Linked DNA regions of Homo sapiens: region 2 is linked to region 1. A link is a loop called in an ENCODE intact Hi-C map of the cell type or tissue named here. Cell type or tissue: IMR-90. All regions are shown on one strand. Each heading gives the region's core, and the rest is flanking DNA. Links, peaks and the distances in the headings are about the cores only.

Region 1 (2,918 bases), core at 210-2,709:
GAATAGAACTCATGCCTGTGGTTTCATCCACAATTTGGTTCAAGTGGTGTGTGTGTTTATGTGTGTTTAATGAAAACACAGTTGTCTTGTGGACCCTCTTACTAGAATTTGGGCAGCAATAGAGCACAAAACATGTGCCACTACTCCTCATCATTGCACCAAAGCAGACATCACTAATCAATACCCTACTCTTTTCACTGAGCCTGGCAGTCCATAATCCTTACCACAGCCCTCTAGGTAGCTGCTACTAGATACATGGAATTTAAATACTAGGTGAAATGCAGCTCCCAGCCTTGAATTTGTCCTGTTACTAATGAATGTTTGAAGTGGAGAAGATGTTGCCATTTATGTTGTTCAATTCTCCCATTCTATGGGTAAAAATACCTGAGAAATTGAAACATTAATTTACTTTCCATAGGTCATACAGCCAATCTATAGGTAGGAACTTTTTAGTTAAAATCGGAGTTATTTTTTATGTTCCTTCTTGGTATGATTTATACCACTGAAGATGTGTATGACAATGTTTAAGAGTAAGTAATGAGGTCAAGAAAAATATCTCAGGTGTGTTTTATAAACCAAGCCAAAAACACAAGAAAAAATCCACTGCAGAAAGTGCAAGGAGAGCTATAAAAATTACCCTCTACCTTGAAATCTATGCAAGATGACCAGCTAAGCTTACAGTACTCTTGCCCTATGTACCATTTGCTTACATCAATAATTTCTGGTTTCACTTGCTACTTCATGCCAGAATAAAAGCCAACGCATGTAGAAATCATCTCTAGAGAAAGAAACTGCCTCTGTTTAACTACTCTGGGTTCATCACCATTTACACTATTGCAGATGACTTCCTGCCTCTCTCCAGGAGTTCAGATGGAGCTGCTCAAGGCTCTGTTACCATTCAGAGTCTGAGGCCAGGATTTTTAGAACAAAACACAGCAACTTTTCCAGGTCTGTTTTTAAAAAGCCCATTCTGTGTTTCTGGCTTGGTAGTATTAAAAAGACAGCAAGAACTCCTTTGGGAGGGGAGAAAAAGACTACGAAGCCCTCAAACCAACAGCAGAGTGATATGATGCCAGCAATGTGTAATCTCTCTCTCCTTCCTTCCTCTCTCTAACACACACACACACACACACACACACACACACACACACAAATTCCTAGCCTCCCCTTAAACTTAGAGGGGCCTGTGGGATATCTCTTATCTTGCGGTTCTCTACATTTGAAGAACCTTTGGTAGAAATGCATGCGCAAGGAGAGGAAAAAATAATGGCAAATTGCTAATGCTATCAAGCCAAGAGCCTCCAGCAGGTTCGCGTGGTGGAGAAGAAACAGCCACGGGAAAGGACTTCACACAAGGAGACGAGGAGGAGCAGCTGGGGAGGAGGTGGAAGTGGGTGACGGAGACATGGAGCCAGAAACAGAGCTGTGAGGAAGAAGGGGAAAAAAGGCTGAGCAGCCGAAGGATGGTGGTTAAAATAACTCGTGGTAACAGAGTGTTCTTTGTTACCACACACTGCTCTTTGTTATCACACATTACAGAAAGTTATAAACAACAGAAGCATGCCGTACAGTAAAGCTGCGCTTCAAGCTCCGAGCTCTGGTGACCTAACAAACTCCTTGGCTTCCTCCTCGTGTGGACTGACGCTGTTTCTAGAACACCACGTTAGGACTGTGGCCATTAATCTGTACATCTCAATCCATGCACAGGAATCTTCCAAAATGCTTGGCATTGTGTTCTTAAAGAAGCCTCTTGCATTCATATTGATGCAGGTCAAAAAGACGCAGATAAGGGTGACTCCATCCTAGATGAAAAGTGGCTATCAAGTTTTACAAACAACGCAATGCAAAAACTTTTGGGAGGAATAAAAAAAAGCACATAGAAAATGATCTTGTTAGTGTTTATACATAAAATTATATACTCAACAGAAACAACAAAACAGCTTGCAAATGAAGGAATGGATAAATAAAAAGCTCTCTCTCAATCTTGACTTGACTTCAGGTCAAGTAAAGCAATGGTCAGACACTAAGGAACACTCCTTGCTCAAACTCCCACCACTGTGCTTTTCTCTACTGTCATTCCGCCTTTATAATCAATCAGTTTGCCTCTATCACTGATGGCTTTTTTTTTTTAAATCTTTCCTCCATTTAAGCATTGATATTTTCTAAGGGTTCTTTTTTCTTCTCATTTCTTACTCTGCATTTTGAAGATGCTTTGTTTCTCTCCAGATTGCTGGTGTCTTCCTGTACCAGCAGAGCTCACCACTTCTCCTTCTGTAGTATCTCTCAGACCTCACTTTTCTTGATGGCCACTGCCACCCTCTCATTTTATCCTGTCCACGTGATAGCCAGAATTAAAATCCCCACTGATCTCTACACTGACCCTTTCTCCCCTGCCCATTCTATCCTTCTGAGAACCATCAAAATTATTGACATATTATAAATATTTGTCCCTGCCCAAATGTCATGTTGAAGTGTAATTCCCACTGTTGGAGGTGGGGCCTGGTGGGAGGTGACTAGCTTTATCACGGGGGCGGATTTCTCATGAATGGTTTAGCGCTATCCCCTCGGTGCTGTCCTCGCAATAGTCAGTGAATTCTCATGAGATCTGGTTGTTAAAAATGGTGGCACCCCACTCTCTCTCTTGCTCCTGCTTTTGCTAAGTGATGTTCATGTCGCCTGCTTCCCCTTCCGCCATGAGTAGAAACTTCCTGAGGCCTCCACAGAAGCACATGCCACTATGCTTCCTGTAAAGCCTGCAGAACTGTGAGCAAATTAAACCTCTTTTCTCATAAATTACCCAGTCCTGGGTATTTCTTTATAGCAACGCAAGAATGGCCTAATACAATTATCCTTCTAAAAGACAGCTATGTTAAAGTGCCTACCATGTGCACGTGCTTTTAACCATTTCTTTGTCCTTA
Region 2 (2,918 bases), core at 327-2,826, 57 kb after region 1:
AAAAATACAAAAATTAGCCAGGCATGGTGGCGCGTGCCTATAATCCCAGCTACTTGTGGGGCTAAGGTGGGAAAATTGCTTGAACCTGGGAGGTCAAGGCTGCAGTGAGCCAGGATGGCACCACGGCACTCCAGCCTGGGTGACAAAGTGAGACCCTGTCCCCAAAAAACAAAAACAAAACAGAACAAAAAAAGCCACCAGACTACCTTTGTTTTTCCCTAAGCAGTAATTTCCCATTACTGTCCAAAAAGACACATTCTCTATCATAAATTGTTTCTGCTCCATATTCTGCATGGGCTTGCAAGTCCAGATGGGATGCCCAGAAGCCTCAGACCCAGAGGGAAGGAAAATAGTAATGAAGATTACATTATTTTGCATTAAAATGAAGTCACCCCTATTTCCAAGAAATGGAAAGTACCCAGCTTCCTCCCAGAAGTCCCCCAGAGCTGCTCAACTATCTCATAGGCCAGATACCCTTTCCTCCTCTAGACTGTAATTGTTAACTCTGAGCTCCAAAGCCCATTCAGCAGCTCATGTTTATGGCAAGAAAATTCAGCGAGCTATTATTTGTATTTTGTGCTCCTTCGTCTCAAGAGAGGTTATTATAAAAGGGCCAAGAGTAGACACTGTTTGAATTTATCTTTTTTTTTTTTTGAGACGGAGTTTTGCTCTTATTGCCCAGATTGGAGTGCAGTGGCACAATCTCAGCTCACTGCAACCTCCGCCTCCTGGGTTCAAGCGATTCTCCTGCCTCAGCCTCCTGAGTAGCTGGGATTATCGGCGCGTGCCACCACGCTCAGCTAATTTTTTGTATTTTTAGTAGAGACGGGGTTTCATCATGTTGGACAGGCTGGTCTCGAACTCCTCACCTCAGGTGATCCACCCTCCTCGTCCTCCCAAAGTTCAGAGATTATAGGTGTGAGCCACCGTGCCTGGCCAAATTCATCCTCTCTCACAGTCTTGTGTAGAAATCTAAATTCACTGAGATTATTCCAGGTGCTCTGAAGGTGGCAGAGCCTTCTGAAAGAGGATAGTGCCTCTAGGAGGGAGACAGAAGGAGAGAGAGAGGTGGGATTGCCCAAAGTCTGGGAAGAACAACAGTTTGATGGTCCCTGAGTAGCAAGACAGCTCCCAAGGAAGGCAGTGGGGGTAAAAGGTATGGCTGCCTGGCCAAAATACAAAGGCCAGACCTTCGGGCCTGGGCTCCCAGCTCCAGCAAAACCTCCTGTGTCCAAGCAATGCACAGAGCAGCAGACTCCTAGAGGCTATGTGGGGCTTGGTCAAAGGGCATCTCAGCAGTAACCTGAAGAACCAAGAACACAGAAAAGCTCCTGGAATGTTCTGCTCTCTACAAACACCCTGGGATTCTGTGTCACCTTGGTAGTGTATCAGGCCACCCCAACTAGCAATAACTGAGATTAAATTTCCCACTAATGAGTAAGATGGAATCTTGGCATCTGATTTGTTGTGATTTAAAGGAAATAATTTAAACAACCATTTCTTGTATACATAAATTGGTAGAATAAGTCATACTACAGATTTGCTGAAAATTGGAGAGGTAGGAAGGCTGAAATATCTACCTTTTGGCTCAGAAAATTTGTCATTGTATAAAATCACATAACTTTAACTAAAATACCAAAATATAAAAATACAATTTTAACATCACAAATCTCAACACACAGGCAATCTGGCTGAGGCCTACATAATGTAATTCCCTTCTGTTTCTTTTATTTAATGCTATTTTTTAACTTATAAGAGAACTAGAGTAATGTAAGCATTTCTGTAAACATGATTGGAACATGAGTTAGTATCGAAGTAAATGTGACTTTCATCTCTGCACCTTGTAGATGCGAATCCAGACACGGTACCAGCAATAACTCCCAACTAATCATATCTGAAATTAGGTCAAAAAATGAGGAAGAACAGAGTAGGTGCTCACTTACAACCCAAATTCTTTCCCATCAAAATGAAAAAGCAACCATAATACATATTGATGCCAGTATGAAAAAATCTAAATTAAGAGTTGTGCTTATGTTCTCCCTAAAATAATACTATTTTAAAAGTAGCAGTATTTATCTGAATTTGAATGCTAAAGCTGAGAATAAACATGAAGAAAAAGTTAAATGTTAATCAAGTTGATAGCTTATTCCCTGAATAATATACAAAGTCTTAGAAGAGAGTAAATAACACATAATAAACAACATAAGATTCTATGGTTTTCAATGTTAATGAGAAGGAGAGAAACAAAATCCTTTCCTAATTATCAAAGAGTCAATTAAGTAGAGGCCTTAGCTTGGGGGTTAGAGTGCCTCCTCATTCAACTGTTCCAGGTGAATCAAATTATAAACTCTGCCAGGATGTGGTCTCCTGTGTTCTAAACATTCTGTAGCAAAACAAAAATAACAAAACTACAGGCAGAAATCTCACTTTGATCTTCTTATACAATGAGTGGAATACAAACCTTGAAACAAATCCAGTTTGAAATAAAATATTATAATAAATCCCCAAAAGTCATCGGGTAATATTAGCACCTTACAATGGGCAGAAAAATTATGAAGAGATCTCCAAAGTATTTCCAATAAGGAAGACTGTTAGACATTAATCTCAACAAGCTCATACTAACTCCAAATTCTCAAAATGGAATCAATACAATTTCCTTCCAAACCTAACCCATCTAAGTGTATGAAATTTTCACACTTAAGGATATGCATGTTTCAGAGAAATTTTGAGAAATCAAATTATGTTTTAAGGCTGAAAGATCAGTGAGGAAATAAATCACTTTGGCCAAATTTCACAGGTATCCGCTTCCCTTTCTTCTCTCTTATAGCTGTTGGGTACTAGTTAGCCAAACCTACTCTCTGACATACTCACCTTGCAAAATATCCAGAAAAAAAGAATAAAGATATGTGTCTTTTTTC

What was found. A loop is a pair of places that touch in the nucleus more often than their neighbours do. Peaks named below come from ENCODE experiments on the same cell type or tissue, not always from the same donor. Only the 100,000 strongest peaks of a DNase experiment are listed, where the experiment ranks them.
Region 2: a loop joins it to region 1, with 8 times the contacts of the local background. A loop is called at or near these places in 9 of 110 quality-filtered maps.

Annotation. Positions count from the first base shown.
Region 1 is chr9:4,083,144-4,086,061 of GRCh38, forward strand. All of the region lies in intron 4 of GLIS3 (GLIS family zinc finger 3), which reads right to left. Among named protein-coding and RNA genes, the nearest start is that of GLIS3-AS1, 190 kb to the left of the region's middle. In IMR-90, for the core only: no CTCF peak of the experiment used is centred there; DNase peaks (open chromatin) are centred at 778 and 1,558; H3K4me3 peaks cover 574 bases; H3K27ac peaks cover 1,141 bases.
Region 2 is chr9:4,140,162-4,143,079 of GRCh38, forward strand. All of the region lies in intron 2 of GLIS3 (GLIS family zinc finger 3), which reads right to left. Among named protein-coding and RNA genes, the nearest start is that of GLIS3-AS2, 160 kb to the right of the region's middle. In IMR-90, for the core only: no CTCF peak of the experiment used is centred there; a DNase peak (open chromatin) is centred at 1,440; H3K27ac peaks cover 750 bases.